Regions from separate parts of the Homo sapiens genome. Here region 1 is linked to region 2. A link is an interaction called in ENCODE POLR2A ChIA-PET data of the cell type or tissue named here. Cell type or tissue: MCF 10A. All regions are shown on one strand. Each heading gives the region's core, and the rest is flanking DNA. Links, peaks and the distances in the headings are about the cores only.

Region 1 (8,341 bases), core at 160-8,159, 70 kb before region 2:
GGCCTCTGAAATCTAGCACCAAGCCAATTTGGAATTGGTCCTTTTCTGTCCAATGAATATTTCAAACAAACTCTCTAGTCTCTGTATAAATGTCTGGATATTTTTAGAAGGCTGTTTCTGATCCTGGGATTGTTCTAAATAGAAGTATCTTATTGAAAGCTTATGAGGAAATCACCATTAATGAGTACCATGGAGTACACAATGCAAAAAACAGGAAATCCTTAAAATAACATTTAAGACTTAATGCCTTTTTAAGATTCTATAAAAACTAAGAGAAATGGAAAAAATATAAATATATACACCCCAAGTATTTTTGTCCCCAAACTTTTAACTCTAAGCCATACATAAACGACCAATACACGTTTTCCTAACAATGGGATATGAATCTTGAAAAGCTGCCTGAGGCCAGGCGCCTCAAGACAGGCCGCCAACATGGCGAAACTCCGTCTCTACTAAAAATACAAAAAGGCTGGGTGTGGTGGCTCATGCCTGTACTCCTAGCACTTTGGGAAGCTGAGGTGGGTGGATTGCCTGAGCTCAGGAGTTCGAGACCAGCCTGAGCAACACGGTGAAACTCCGTCTCTACTAAAACAGAAAAAGTTAGCCGGGCGTGGTGGCGTGTGCCTGTAATCCCAGCTACTTGGGAGGTTGAGGCAGGAGAATTGCTTGAACCCAGGAGGCTGAGGTTGCAATGGGCCAAGATTGTGCCACTGCACTCCAGCCTGGGTGACAGAGTGAGACTCCATCTCAAAAAAAAAAAACAAAAACAAAAACAAAATAAAAGTACAAAAATTAGCCAGGCGTGGTGGTGTACACCTGTTGTCCCACCCCCTTGGGAGGCTGTGGCAGGAGAATCACTTCAGCCTGGGAGGCAGAGGTTCCAGTGAGCCGAGACTGCGCCACTGTACTCCAGCCTGGGCTACGGAGTGGGACTCCATCTCAAAAAAAGGAAAAGCCGCCTGAAGCTAAAGACTTAGTCTTAAAAACAAAGGCTGGGTTTTCTGATGACGAAGGAGTGTGAGCAAGTATTAAGAGTGAACTGTTTTCTAGGGAAGAGGAGCACAGCAGTAACGCTGATGGGAAGAAGGTGCTGACAGATGGACTCACTGGGGTCACGGCAACAATCGACAGTACAGGTGGCAAACATTGTGTAAAATACTCCAAATCCAAGACACACATTTATAAAAGTCTGTAACAGGTAACATTACATGTTAGAGTTGTAACAAAACAGTGATTAAATCTCAACTAACTCTTATATTTGAATAAATTTTAATTACTTACATTTACTTTTAATAACTTGCTGTTTAGTGTTGAGTTTTCCAAAAGTTTTCTTTTCTTATGCCTGTCAGCTGTGAAAGCTGAGCTATTAAAACACAAACAGATAGTGAAAAAGTTATTAATATATGCATGCTACACCACAGGTGAAAGAATAAACTCCAGCTGCCCTCAACACCTAGGGCATGGAGACCTCCCTGACTGCTTCGTCAGGCCTACTGGGGCCCACACGTATTTGAAGTTAACCGAGGAGCTCTACTTCCTTGGAAATCCCCATTGCTCCTCCAGCAGAGGTGGGCTGGACACTGCTCCTGGCAAAGCTGGCCGGGAAGATGCAGCCCGTGGGACACTCCCCACCACCACTCTCACAGTCTGACTGACTGCGAAGCTTCACAGACCAGAAGGTTCATTCCTCACAAGAAAAGGAAAACCCTGGTCTGATACTACTGTTCTGAAATTTAACAGTAAGTCTCCATATGCTATTTCTTTCTTAATTTCAATAAAGATGCCATGTTTTGCTCATTTGTCTTAATAGATGATGATATGATCTGAGTTTGAGGAATGATAAATAAGTTACAGGAATACAGGCACATGTACATTCATTAGATGCAGCTACGCTCCAAAGGACATTCTAAAACACATCCTTATTAGTGAGGAAATTCTGAATTAAAATCACTCAAAATTTTTCTTGATGTAAGAAATATTTTGCTTAAAATTTATCAGAAAGTTATTTCTATTTTCAAAAGGTCACTTTAAAATTTTATGTCTCAGGCAAATTAATCTAAAGGAAGTAAAAATTATGGTTAAACAACACAGACTTTTAAGGCCGCCAATTCTCTCCCACCTTCTAAAAGTACCCAGTTCATCCAAAGTAAATAATTATTTTTTTCTTACAGAATTTCCACATGAATTATGTCTTTGAAACATCAGAACTAGTGACAGTTGCTTCAAACCTCAAAATGTTCTTCAGAACTGTGTGTCTCTCTCTTACAGTACTGGTAGCCACAAGATGAAGAGACCAATTCCATACTCTATAGTGTTCAACTATTCCTTCACAAATTCTGTGAAGTGGGGAAGGTAAACCACAAGCATAGTATATATGCTCTTTATGACAATGCCTAAGAGTTCATTTTCAGTTGTAACCTATATAAATAAGGCATTTCACCTTTTAAAAATGTAAGTTACTAAATTTTATCCTCAGTGACTCTCAAAATGCAGAATCTTCTAGATCCATGCTATCTAATATAGTAGCCACTCACTCCATGTGGCTATTTAAATTAATTAAACTTGAAGTTTAAAATTCAGTGTCTCAGTTGCACTAGCCACTTTTCAAGTATGGCTAGTGTTACCATATTAGAGTGGATGGAGAACATTTCTGTCACTGCAGAAAGTTCTGCTGGACAGTGCTGCTCCACGGGGCATGCGGAATAGTCGAAAGTTAAGTAAAACACAAATATGATCGTAGTTTCTAAATTCCACTACAGATTAAACCAATGTTTGCAAAACACAAAAATGAATCTAGGTAATGTTTTTCAACATAGGAAATGGGCTGTAAGGTAGATTTTTCATGGAGCCAAGCAGACATGTAGACAGGTGGTCTGTGACACCTTTCATCTGATGAAGTGATCAATGGAAAGAAAAGATTTTTTAACTGTATAAATGCATGCAGGTTCTCAAATGCCCTCTTTTCCCTTTGACTTAGTTCTGATTATTTCAGACTGAGAGGGTGAAGGACATCACCACACCAAAGAGTGATACTACATACATTCCTTCAGGAATCTCAGACTTCATGTTTATTGTGAACAGTTTCAGAGAAAATTAAATATTTTGGATCTGTGTGTATCTGTCTCTAATCCTAGATAGGACTCATCAAATTAGAAGAGAAGTACTCTGAAAAAGAGCCAAAAGATGACAAACCAAGAAGTACTTAAACCTGAAGTACTTTAATTGGTTTAGATTTAAAGAAATCATTATTCTTCCAGTATTGGCTTTATCATCTAGTTAGTCAATGAGACATACATAATGTCTGTGGTTTTAACAAACACTACACAGTACTGCCCTCAAAGAAGTTAGGTTATTTCTTTTCAGTATGCAATTTTCAAACATTCTATGGGCTTTACACTTAAGTTTGCTAAGGGACTCCTGCTTTGTGGATGTTTTCACAATACCTTCTACACATCAACTGCCAAAATAAATTAGATGGCGCTTAATGATTTGGTGTGATGTACAGAGATTTCACTTGAGTCAGCAGTCATTCCAGAGCCATGCTTCTATCCACTGTAGCTTCAAAGGCATGGCTAGCTGGGTTTCTGTTTATTGCTTCAATTTCGGGTCCAGTGAGTTTTATCTAACTATTTGACTATACCAATAAAAGTCTGTTCACATATAAATAGTTTCATTTCTTTATGATGACAAAGTATTCATAGCTCCTTGTAATGTCAACTGATATTTAACTGCCCCTAACAAGCAAGGAAGAAACTAGGATCCTGTGCCACTGTATAGATGCAAAGTGGACAATATGTTCATTAAACCTAATTTCCCTTAAAAATGATGCATAAATCATAGTGCTTCCTAGTAGACCTCATAATACATTTGACAGGGGTTTTCTATTATCAAAAGTAACTCTATGATGATTTCACACCTTTTTCTGCCCTTTTCTTGTACCCTCAAAATAAATTGAGTAGCTTATAAATTGTTGGGTAATATTTTTTAAAGAGGCTCTTGGGACCTTGGATATGGTTTATGACAAATATTAAATAAAATAAATGCACAGCTATGACCATTAACTATGGGCCAAGTTTTAGCTATCCAAAGCCAAGGTTTATTTTATTAACATTTCAATCATATTATAAACATGAAGTTATTAAACTCATCAACAAAAACCCCACTCAAAAATTCTAAAAGACTCCTCAACCCCATTCTTAGGCCCTTCTTTTTCCAAAGGCCTATTACTTACTTTTCCAAGTTCTGTAAGTGTTCTCTGACTTTCTGTACCAGTCCCAGCTTGGTGTCATTAACCACAAAATCATCACAGCGATAACTGCAAGGAAAATATTAATCAATGTGTGTAAAGAGCTTGAGGAAACCACAGTAATGAAATCACTAAAAGGTCTGGCTGTTGCCAAGATGATCACATGGCTCTGCAGGCAGTTACTGCTGGTGGTAAGTTTAAAGAGGACCTGGAATTCACAATGGAATGTTTTTCAAGAGTCTTTTTTAAAAGCCACGTAGGCAATGAACATGAGCTTCTTTTCACGTTTTTTACTCAAAAGCTCTTCAATTCCTCCTTTGAAAATGAAATAAGCTGCTACATGTGTTACATTCTTTTTAGTGGTGCCTAATACATGGAAAATGAAATAAAAAGCACCGAGTCTTTTCATGTAGCATTAAGCCTAAAGCTTTAAGTTGACACTTCCCAACCCAAATTAATGGGGAATTGGGGGAAGGAGAGATTTAAGTGAAAAGCAGGGAAGAGGTAATTAACCTGTAGGGATATCTGAATAGAAAAACTAAAGTTAAAGCTGCACATTTTAAACATAATTTAATTAAAATAGCTTGAATTCAGATGAGCTGAGAAGAATGCTCTTTCACTCTGAGGCACTACAAAACAAAAGTATAAAATAGTGGCTATATCATTCAGGCAACTGATAAGTGCTTTGAAGAAAAATATTTAAGCTATATTTAAAAACCGATACTCTGTGTGTTTTATAAGTCAAAAAGCAAATAATGTAAGAAATCACACATAATATAAACTTTAACTTGTTCACATTAGCATTTAATTTTTTCCTGGGATAAGGCCAATTTTAACAAAAACAATTTACAAGCTGGCACTAAGATATTATTTTGAATATGCTTTGCATGAAACCATTTGTTATTACTATCAAAGAATAATAAAAATAACACTGCCATTCTGAGCAAACAAAACTTTGAAAGCACAGCAGTTAGTAAAAATTAGGTCATCTCTAGCAGATTCCAAAAACATATCTGAAAACCATTTTATTAAAAAGAGGGAGAAAGAAAGAGAGAGAAAGGGGTGGGGAAAAGTAATTTTAGAAGATTACACAAAAAAGCATGCTTGTGTCTTTTATTCAGAGAAATGAAAATTTTAAGTGAATGCTTCTCAAAACTGTCACTACAATGTTATATATGTAATTATTTAACACACACTCTCATTAACTGATCACCCAGGCAGTCAATCAAGATTTCTCTAACATATTCTCCGAGCGTCTAAAGTCAATTCCCAACATTTCCACAAAGAGCAAAAGCAGTCTTTTATATCCTGGACCATTTTCTATTATCAAAGTACTACCAGCAGGAGAAAAAATTCTTCATTGGTCCTATAACAACTACATAAAGAAATTAAATTAGTGAAAAGTTTTAATTTTTTGCTCCTTCTCGGCATAAATATTAAGAGGATAAGATCTACTTTGTCTGTAAATTTGGGCTTAGGGCATTTGGTACCTCTATAAACCTTAAGCATTCACTGAAGAATGAAATTGTATTGCTACTCTACTCGAATTTCTGCTTACATTTTTATTTTATGTTTGCATAAATTTATGCATGTAGTTTGAATAAAACAATCCTCAGTGTCCAAAACTCGAAATGCTAGCATTTATCTGGAAAGTGAAGTCTTAAGAGCAAACTCAGATCACTTTTTCTATATTTACACGATGCCATTAATATCTAATTGAAAACTGAACCTCTAACTGCCACAAATAAGTGGTTGTTTAAACAAATAAATTATTTCAAAGTAAATTAAATAACTGATTTATTTCTTATTAAGGTAATCCTTTCTGGTATAACATGAAGTCAGCCTTGGTCATAAAATTACGTTTGTTAAAGTACAGACTCATTTACGGACTTGCTCTGTTCTTCCAGGCCAGTTGGGTCCAGCAGCTTTGCCTCTCTACCCTTTTATCACCAAAGTAAGTTGATCTAGACTCCAGAGCTGTGCAAATGTGGCTACTGCAACTGAGGAATACAATTTTTATTTTTAAAACTTTTAATTAATATAAATTCTTAATAACTGAAGCAGTGTAAAATCTTTTACCATTAAGCACAATGTTATAGTTTGGTAGGATTGTCTTTTGCTTTTATTATTAAATTGTGCAAGATATGTGGGAGTGCACAGCTGGGTAAACATGTCATTTCTAGCATTACCCAAAAGCGTATCACCAATCTAGTTTGTATCAACAGAATGAGTCAGTTCAAGTGATTTTTCTATGATTTTTCTATGCAACAATGTAGCATTGTAATTGTTTATTTGAACATTTTATGCAGATACCATGAGTTATGGTGACCTATGTAAATCATAATTGGCAATTAAATTAAAATACTTATTTTAATTATTTTATAATTAAATTTTTTTAGCTTAAAAATTAAAAATAGAAAAATTTTTACTTTCAAATGCAGGTATACTGCTGAGAAAGAATCAAATGAAAAGAAAAAAGACTCAACAAGGTATGTCACAAATTTCACAAAGAATGGCAATTGCGATTTGCTGCAGCAGAGCAAAGTTAAAAAGCTGCTGGGTAAAAAAAGAGTTTTAAGATAATAAACAACAGTTAAGAGACATTTTCAGCAAATGCATTTCAATTTAATATGAACTGGCTTCAGTCAAAAAATAATTGATAAAATTAGTCACAATCAGTGAAATCAGAATTAAATGTAAAACAAAAACATTCCTGAAGATTTTACAGAACTTGAGCTTGTAAGTGGCCAGCTATAAAACAGCTTGGATTATTTTTTTCTTTATTTTTTAAAAATACAGCCAGGGTATTCTGTTTCCCAGCCTGGTCTCAAATTCCTGGCCTCAAGCGATCCTCCCACCTCAGCCTCCCAAAGTGCTGAGATTACAGGTGTGAGCCACCGCGCCTGACTAGTTCAGATTCTTGTTCAATGTAGAAAACAATTTTAAGGTGATGAGATGAAAAATTAAATTATTTCAGTTAAGGAAATTATATTTTTAAATTATGAGGAAAAAAGTTAAAAAGATATTTTACGGAAAGTGAAAAATCTTTGAGACACCAAGCAACTGTCAGTGAATAAAAGTCCCTTCTAACAATATTAAAGACCAATTAAGTCAGCATTTGAAAAGTTACAAGTATTTTTAGCTTTAGATGAATTTTAGAAGAGATAATGCCTAATTAATACTATGGGTATATTTGTCTCAAATGACCTTCAAATTTACAGAGAAATGTCTTCATCTATTTGCAGCCTTAAATTTAAAAACTGATCTTATGTTGTAGATATTTTTGAATTCTCTACATCTGTAACTCTCAGCTAGATATAAAAAAGTCAGTTTCCAGCAAGACAGTGTTCCAACATCAGTATTTGTTGGATTTATTTCTCTTATTTTTTCTGCTGTGGGAAACACAATGCAAATATTTGTGCCCTAAGGCAGACTGTATCATGGAAGCAGCTATTAAAATTGTTCAGGCCGGGCATGGTGGCTTATCCCTGTAATCCCAGCACTTTGGGAGGCCGAGCTGGGTGGATCACAAGGTAAAGAGATCAAGACCATTCTGGCCAACATGGTGAAACCCTCTCTCTTCTAAAAATACAAAAATTAGCTTGGCGTGGTGGCACACGCCTGTAGTTCCAGCTACTCAGGAGGCTGAGGCAGGAGAATCGCTTGAACCAAGGAGGCGGAGGTTGCAGTGAGCTGAGATCATGCCACTGCACTCCAGTGCACTCCAGCCTGGCAAAAGAGCTAGACTACGTCTCAAAAAGACCCAAAAATTGTTCAGTACATATGCACAAATGCTCTAAATCATCACCAGTTTATGGAACTGTTAAAAGAAATAGAAGACAGTGAATTTAATGACCACATTATTAGCTAATGTTGGTTGCTTGAGTCAAGGAAGAGTTTTGCAAAGATTTACAATTCTGTTAACTCTAATTCAGATTTTCTCAAAACAAAAGAAATGCTTGCCAATATTCGACAATCAAAGAGTAAACCAGGAATAGATTTTTAGAAATCTCAGTGTGATTTACATTGTTACCCCTATATCACAATGCATATCAATTAGCTAGATTTGAAGATCCAAGGAGAGAAAAAGCTTAT
Region 2 (8,341 bases), core at 191-8,190:
CTCTGCTTTCCTTCCCTTCCCAGCCTTCTAGATATGGAGAGTTCATAAGGATACTGCCTGAAATGTCATCAATAAAAATGTGTTGGGCAGCAGAACGATTGCCTTTGAGAGGGCTAGAGGAGAGAATATTCATTCACACAACAAATGTTTATTGAGAATCTACTATATGCCAAGCATAAGGGAGGTCCTGTGCATACATGGTGTCATTTCCTTGCATCAGCCTGATGAAGATGCTATTAGACCCCACTATACAGATAATGAAACAGGCTGGGAAATGTTAAGTTAGTGACACTGAGTCACACATTTAAGTAAGTGGTGGTAGTGGGGAGGGAGGTGGAAAGGGAGGGAGGAGGGACTCAAACACAGCCCCATCAGAGGTGGAGAGCCTCTCTTCCCACATTGCGCATTGCACAACAGCAGAGGTTTCCAGACTTCATGCTTACAGCCTTTGTGACCATCAGCAGCTACTCTGGGTCTCGGTCTCCTTGTTTATAAAAATAAAGTGCTTGAATGGCTCACACCTGCAATCCCAGCACTTTGGGAGGCCAAGGCAGTCGGATCACTTGAGGTCAGGAGTTTGAGACCAGCCTGGCCAACATGGCAAACCCCACCTCTACTAAAAATAGAAAAATTAGCCAGGCGCGGTGGCGGGCACCTGTAATCCCAGCTACTTGGGAGGCCGAGGCAGGAAAATCGCTTGAACCTGGGAGGCAGAGGTGGCAGTGAGCCGAGATCGCACCACTGCACTCCAGCCTGGGCGACAGATCGAGACTCCATCTCAAAAAAAATAATAATAAAATAATAAAATAAAGTGCTTGAGAAAATACGTTTCCCAAGTGTCCCAGCGCTGGGTTCTTTGTCACAGTGTTTCCTCTTCTTGCCTTTTTCCCCACTGTGATCCCTTTTCGGTGATCCTCTTCTTGCCTTTGTAAAAGCTCTGCGGGACCAATTCTCTCGGGCCTTCCGCGCAGAGCTCTCCCAGGGACTCCGGTCTCTCCCCAGCTCGCCCCCTAGGGGACACAGGTGGTGCTGCGTGAGTCCGGGCTCCCAGTGAGAGTCCATGCAATTGTCAGACCAAGTCAACATAATCACCGGTTTGAATTCAACTTCAATTGCTGCTTTACCTTTTAAAAAAACATGGATCTAGAAAATATTCAGCTCTTCCCACATTCACCAGGGCAATGCTGCTGAAACATTTAATGACGGGGAGTATTTGTAGCCCGAAGACCTACTGTTTCTGTGAGTCATATTTAAAAATGGGATTACATGTTTACTTCCTACACCTCAGTTTCTTTTAGGTCCTGTGAGACTACTGATTGATCCAATGCTGATTTTGCAGGGATGCCAAACTGTGATTATAAAACAATATATTTGTCTCTACTTGGTTATTTTTATTAAAATAATCAATTTTTATTAGGTAATATATACATGTGGCACAATATCCAAAAATCACTAAGAGGTTTTCAGTAATTATCATATGACCCAGCAGTTGCACTCCTGGGGATATACCCAAAAGAACTGAAAAACAGGTGTTCAAACAAAAACTTGTATACAAATGTTCACAGCAGCACTTTGCATGATACCCAAAAGGCAGAAACAAACCAAATGTCATCAACTGACAAATAAACAAAATGTGGTTTCTCTATACAATGGAATATTATTCAGCCATAAAAGGGAAAGAAGTACTGATACGTTCTACAATATGGATGGACCTTGAAAGCATTATGCTAACTGAAAAAAGTCAGACATAAAAGGCCACATATTATATCATTTCATTTGTATGAAATATCTTGAATAGGCAAATCCGAAGAGACAGAAAGCACATGAGTAGTTGCTGGGCCAGAGGTAGGAAGGAATAGGAAGTACTAATGAGCATTGAGTCTCCTTTTGGGTGATGAAATGTTCTGAAACTGGATGCTGGTGGTGGTTGCATGACATTATGAATGTACTGTATCATACACCTTAAAATAGTTAAAATAATACATTTTATGTTATGTGTATTTTACCACAGTAAAACAAATAGTACTCTATCTTTCCAGAAATGATGATGATTATTATTATTTTGAGATGGAGTTTTGCTCTTGTTGCCCAGGCTGGAGTGCAATGGCGTGATCTCAGCTCACCACAACCTCTGCCTCCCGGGTTCAAGCGATTCTCCTGCCTCAGCCTCCGGAGTAGCTGGGATTACAGGCGTGCACCACCATGCCCGGCTAATTTTGTATTTTTAGTAGAGACGGGGTTTCTCCATGTTGGTCAGGCTGGTCTCAAACTCCCGACCTCAGGTGATCCACCCGCCTCGGCCTCCCAAAGTGCTGGGATTATAGGTGTCAGCCACGCACCTGGACTGTAATGAGTTTTATTAGTTTGTTTTTTGTCTTTGTTTGTTTATAGGTTTATTCTTCAGAAAATTTTAAAGTTTTGTTGTTGTTGTTGTTGTTGTTGTTTTTTGAGACAGAGCTTTGCTCTTGTCACCCAGGCTAGAGTGCAATGGCACGATCTCAGTTCACTGCAACCTCCCTATCCTGGGTTCAAGCAATTCTCCTGACTCAGCCTCCCAAGGGGCTAGGATTATAGGCACCTGCCACCACACCCGGCTAGGTTTTTGTATTTTTAGTAGAGATGGGGTTCTGCCATGTTAGCCAGGCTTGTCTCAAACTCCTGACCTCAGGTAATCCACCCGCCTCGGCCTCCCAAAGTGCTGGGATTACAGGCATGAGCCACCACGCCTGGCTAAAGTTTCATACACTCAAATTTATCAGTGTTTGCCTTTATGGTTTCTGTATTACATGGCATGCTTAGACAGAGCTTCTTCATTCCACGATTATAAACATATTCAACTATATTTTCTTCTTGTACCTTTTTTATTTTTTATTTTTTTGAGACAGGGTCTTGGTCTGTTGCACAGGCTAGAGTGCAGTGGTGTGGCCATAGCTCACTGCAGCCTCTCCTGGGGCCAAGATTCTCCCGCCTTAGCCTCCTAAGTAGCTGGGACTACAGGACACAGCACCACACCCGGTTAATTAATTTATTTTTTTAGTGGAGAAGAGGTCTCACTAAGTTGCCTGGGTTGGTCTTGAACTCCTGGGTTCAGGCTATTCTCCCCCCTTGGCCTCCCAAAGTATTGGGATTACAGGTGTGAGCCACTGTGCCATCCCCTTTACTTTTATGGTTTCATGTTTGACATTTAGGTTTCTATTCGTCTGGGATTGATTTTGGGATAAGGAGTGAGGTAGCAATATAATTTAAATGGTTTTCCCAAATGGAAAATGATGTGTAGCCTGTTGTCTCAATACTATTTAATGAACAGCCCTTTTTTTCTCCTTTGATTTGAAATGCCAGCTTTAAAGTATTAATTCATATATTTTGGGTCTATTTCTGAATTTTTTTCCTGTTGGTTTATCTGTCTATTTCTCAGTCTACAATGCTTTGTTAACCAGAAGTCGGCATTCAATTTTATGGGGTCATCAATATAAATACTACTAAATTTGACATAGGTAACTCTTGGAAGTTAGAACACAGGAAAGGAAGGGTGGAGTCCCTTCATGTCTGAGACACTAGATGTTGATTCAGGAGGAAATATCAAAAAATTGATTTTTTAAACCAAGGCTTCCTGAATAATATTTTTTGTTGATAAGGCAAATACACATTAAATGTCTGATTTTAACCATTAGTTCTGTTGATTTTTGGCTGAATGAAAACATCAAAGTTTGAAACTATGACTTTATGTTCAACTTATTTATTTTCTTATATTTCTCACAGGTCATATATTTACAAAACTATCAAAAGCAGGAACTTGCAACCCTGAGGGACTCTCTCTAGGTATGCAGTGTCTTCCTCACACAAGGTTAGCAGCTGCTAGGATACTAATGCTCAGGGCTTTCAGTCTTATCAGTGATGACCTCGATAGAAACTTGAGTATATTTCCCTCTTTTTTTTTTGAGATGGAGTTTCGCTCTCGTTGCCCAGGCTGCAGTGCAATGGTGCGGTCTTGGCTCAGGGCAACCTCCGCCTCCTAGGTTCATGCAATTCTCCTACCTCAGCCTCCTGAGTAGCTGGGATTACAGGCATGCACCACCACACCCGGCTAATTTTGTATTTTTAGTAGAGATGGGATTTCTCCATGTTGGTCAGGCTGGTCTTGAACTCCTGACCTCAGGTGATCCGCCTTGGCCTCCCAAAGTGCTGGAATTACAGGCATGGGCCACCATGCCCGGCCAAAGCTCTCCATTGTTCTTTCTAACCCGGGGTCAGAAGTGTGGAATGCTTTTGCCTTGAGATGTTTTTATTCCAGCAAGAAGGCTCAATTTTAAACACAAAATGTACTTGTTTTAGCTCTGTGCTCCCAAACTTCCAAAGGGAAGATCTTTTATAAATTTGCTGGATTCTCTGTGGGTTTGTGTTTATTAACTCCCACCATTTGCAAAGTATTTTGTGGTGGCATAAACATCATTTTAAAACAGGAAGTTAGCTTTTAGTCATTAGTCTGAAATCAAGTGTTTCAGAAGAAATGAAAAGGCTTCAGCCAGAGGAGACTTTAACATGACAAAAGTCACAACAGGAAATTAGGTGACTCTGGCTTGGCCTCTCCATTCACAGCTTTTGGGCATGTTCATTCATTTTGTCCATCTCTTAAATACCTACTTTATGCTCAGCCTCATTTAACACTCTAGTGTACACCAGTCAAAGAGCTACTCAGTCAAACTGCAAGGACTCTGTTAATACACAGGCTTCTCATGTACAAAGGTGGGGAAAAGAGGCATTATTTTCACTGCTATACAAATATTCTGATGTGTGAATGAACCATGATTCATGTATTCATTCTCCTGATGATAGACAACATTTTGGGTTGTTTCCAGTTCTTTTCTATTGCAGACAATGCTGCAACGAACAATCTTGCACAACCCCGTCGTGCACATGTACAAGAGTTTCACTAAGGCAGCAGTCCTCAAAGTGTGATCCAGGGACCCACAGGGGTCCCCAAGGCCCTTTCAGAGGGTCCACACGAGCAAAACTATTTTCTTTTTATTTTTTCTTTTCTTTTTTTTTTTTTTTTTGAGACATAGTCTTACTGTCACCCAGGCTGGAGTGCAGTGTCACAATCTGGACCCACTGCAACCTCTGCCTCCTGGGTTCAAGCGATTCTTCTGCCTCAGCCTCCTGAGTAGCTGGGATTATAGGCGTGCGCCACTATGCCCGGTTAAGTTTTGTACTTTTAGTAGAGACAGGGTTTCACCCCAGGCTGGTCTCCAGCTACTGACCTCAGGTGATCCACCCACTGTGGCCTCCCAAAGTGCTAGGATCACAGGCGTGAGCTACCGCTCCCAGCCGCAAAACTATTTTCATAATAGTTTTCACTCTCATCCTGTCAGGGGTATGCTGTGGAGTTTTCTGGAGGCTGCATGACACATCCACAATTATCTGAAAAGGCTATTAAAATACTCCTACCTCTTCTAATTACATATCTGGGTGAGGCTGGAATTTTCTCATATACTTCAACCAAAACAACATATTGCAACACTTGAATACAAATAGAAATTCTAGCTGTCTTCTAGTAAGCCAGACAATAAAGAGATCGTAAAATATGAAACAATGCCTCTCATCTCCCTAAATTTTAACATAAATAGAATTTTTTTCATAAAATGTGTTAATATCCATTGAGTTTATTTTTTATTTTAAAGCTGATTTTAACTTTTTTAAACTTTTTAACTTTTTTCAGTTTTAATTTCTAATACTGTAAATATAAATAAATACAGCCCACGTGAACAAAAGCTTTTTGGGGTCCTTGATAATTATTATCAGTGCAGTGGCATGATCACAGCTCACTGCAGTCTCAACCTCCTGGAGTCAAGCAATCCTCCCAAAGTGCTGGGATTGCAGGCATGAGCCACTGTGCACATCCTGATAATTTCTAAGGACATAAGAGTCCTAAAACCAAAAAAATATGAGAAGTAGTGCCCTAGGGTATATATACCCAGGAGTTGTGACGTAGGTGCATATTCATCTTTAAATGGTAACTCTAATAACCACTGATGATTAAGTTCAATTTGATATCATTTGTATAGAGCCCCCCAAAGCAGTACAACTAAACTTTATACAGCTCAGAAATGCATGCAGATTGCTAAAATTGAAAAAAAAAAATAGGCAAGGTTAAGCTCAAAATGTAGGATAGTTGGCCAGGTGCGGTGGCTCACGCCTGTAATCCCAGCACTTTGGGAGGCTGAGGCGGGTGGATCACAAGGTCAGGAGATCGAGACCATCCTAGCTAACACAGTGAAACCCCGTCTCTACTAAAAATACAAAAAATTAGCCGGGCGTGGTGGTGGTCCCCTGTAGTCCCAGCTACTCGGGAGGCTGAGGCAGAATGGTGTGAACCCGGGAGGTGGAGCTTGCAGTGGGCTGGGATCATACCACTGCACTCCAGCCTGGGCGACAGAGCAAGACTCCGTCTCAAAAAAAAAAAAAAAATTGTAGGATAGTGGTTACCTTTCACGGAGAGGCAGGGGGATGGAGGGAAAAGGGACAGATTGGACTGGTCTGAGGTACAGTGTTTAGTACTATGCCTTATAACTCACAGATATGCTGCCTTTTTCTTTCATATGTGTTAAATATGACATACTTTCTTATTTACTAAAAATAAGAAAGAAACAGTTTCTGCCCACAAGAGGCTCCCTGTCTGGTGATTGTGAGTGGAAATCACATTCCTCTTCCCTCTGAGTTTCAGCTCATTGAGAAACTGATCAGGAATCAGATCAGCTGAAAGTCCAGGCTCTATTATCTGCAAAGCTGGATTAAAGAATGTGGAGGCCAGTGGTTTTCTCCTCCTTCCTACCTGATCCAGATGGTCCTGTGCAAACCAGGGAGTCCCCTGCTGACCTCTCCACAGGTGGCAGGATCTGTCTGGTGGAGGAGGAGACCCAAAGTTATGCAGGCATTAGGGGATGGCGCCTGTGATATCAAAACCCAGATCTATCCTCCTCCAAGGGTGATGGCTTTTGCTGACCCTTCTGGGCCTCAGTTTCCCTTCCGTAAAAAGGGAGTAACATCTTACAGATGTGTCATGAGCACTAATCGTGTATCCTAGCACAGGGGTTGGCTTTCCTCCTTCCCTTCAAGTGCAAGGTCAGGCTACACCCCTAGGATGACTGTACCCACCTCTCTGGGTTTGGCTGTTCTCAGCCACTTTCAGGGCAGAGATCTATCCTGAGAGGGCAATACTATGACTCATGTCACAAGTGACACAGCTCATTCCACATCATTAATTCTCCCATGTTTCTAGGGCTTACATTTTATCTCCTCATTGGGAAACTGTAGGGGAACCCCCCTCCCTCCCTCCCTCTCCTTCCTTCCTCCATTTACTCCCAGGCTCCCCTCAGACACTTGCACTCTGGGACTTGATTCAAAGCCAGTCATTTACCCCAGGCAGCAGCTATGAGAAACCAGGTAGACCCTCCAAGCAACGAGCTAAGAGAAACATCCCCAAACAACCAGAATGGGCCCTCGCACTGTGCCCTCCTCCTCTCAGACACCAGACAACGGTGGGCTCATCTGGGCTGCATTTAAGAGGCTGATGGCCCTGATCTGCAAGCCTGGTTTAGAACCTGCCCGTTCAATTTGGATTTGATTCTATTCAATTAGATTTAATTCCTTCCAACAATGAAGTATCAGGTGCTGGGCAAGACCAGTGTGTTTAAACCTCTGAGGCTCACCTCCCCAGAAAACAACTTTGTCAGTGACAATTCCAAAAGTGGAGTCTAGTTGAAAGGTATTTTAACTGGGACAAGGAATGGAAGGAGAGGGAACTGCAGGCTATATGGGTTTTGTCATGATTGAGGAATCGATCATGACTGCTCCTCCCACTGAGGCCTCCAAGCCTCACCAGGGAGATAGGGTATTCACATCAAACAGGCCAAGGCCACAGAGGGCTAGTCACCCCTCAGTGTAGTTTAGAAACCTGTGTGTGCTGCGGAGCAGGAGCAGGAAAACCAAGGGGAAAAAGAGCACATCATGAGAGGAGAAACAGTTAAAGCTGTCCCCTTTGATATCCTCCCTATTGGAAAATTCCAATTCTGACGTTCCAGTTCTTTTTTTTGAGACAGAGTTTCGCTCTTGTTGCCCAGGCTAGAGTGTACAATGGCGCGATCTCGGCTCACTGTAACCTCTGCCTCTCCAGTTCAAGTGACTTTCCTGCCTCAGCCTCCCAAGTAGCTGGGTTACAGGCATGCGCCACCACGCCCGGCTAATTTTTGTATTTTTAGTAGAGATGAGGGCTCACCATGTTGGTCAGGCTGGTCTCGAACTCCTGACCTCAGGTGATCCACCCTCCTCGGCTTCCCAAAGTGCT

The links. ChIA-PET counts read pairs that join two places held together with the same protein. Peaks named below come from ENCODE experiments on the same cell type or tissue, not always from the same donor. Only the 100,000 strongest peaks of a DNase experiment are listed, where the experiment ranks them.
Region 1: POLR2A ChIA-PET joins it to region 2 with 22 read pairs; 11 of 35 experiments call an interaction of 5 or more read pairs at or near these places.

The regions. Positions count from the first base shown.
Region 1 is chr15:63,549,689-63,558,029 of GRCh38, reverse strand. It overlaps USP3 (ubiquitin specific peptidase 3), which reads right to left. Exons shown (of 15, transcript NM_006537.4): 4 at 4,232-4,315; 5 at 1,282-1,363. Among named protein-coding and RNA genes, the nearest start is that of FBXL22, 44 kb to the left of the region's middle. In MCF 10A, for the core only: no CTCF peak of the experiment used is centred there; a DNase peak (open chromatin) is centred at 4,389.
Region 2 is chr15:63,480,161-63,488,501 of GRCh38, reverse strand. No RefSeq gene overlaps it. Among named protein-coding and RNA genes, the nearest start is that of USP3, 20 kb to the left of the region's middle. RefSeq lists enhancers at 1,082-1,151, 1,182-1,231, 6,934-7,083. In MCF 10A, for the core only: CTCF peaks have their summits at 828 and 1,028 (motif pointing left); DNase peaks (open chromatin) are centred at 1,001, 4,871, 5,381 and 7,221.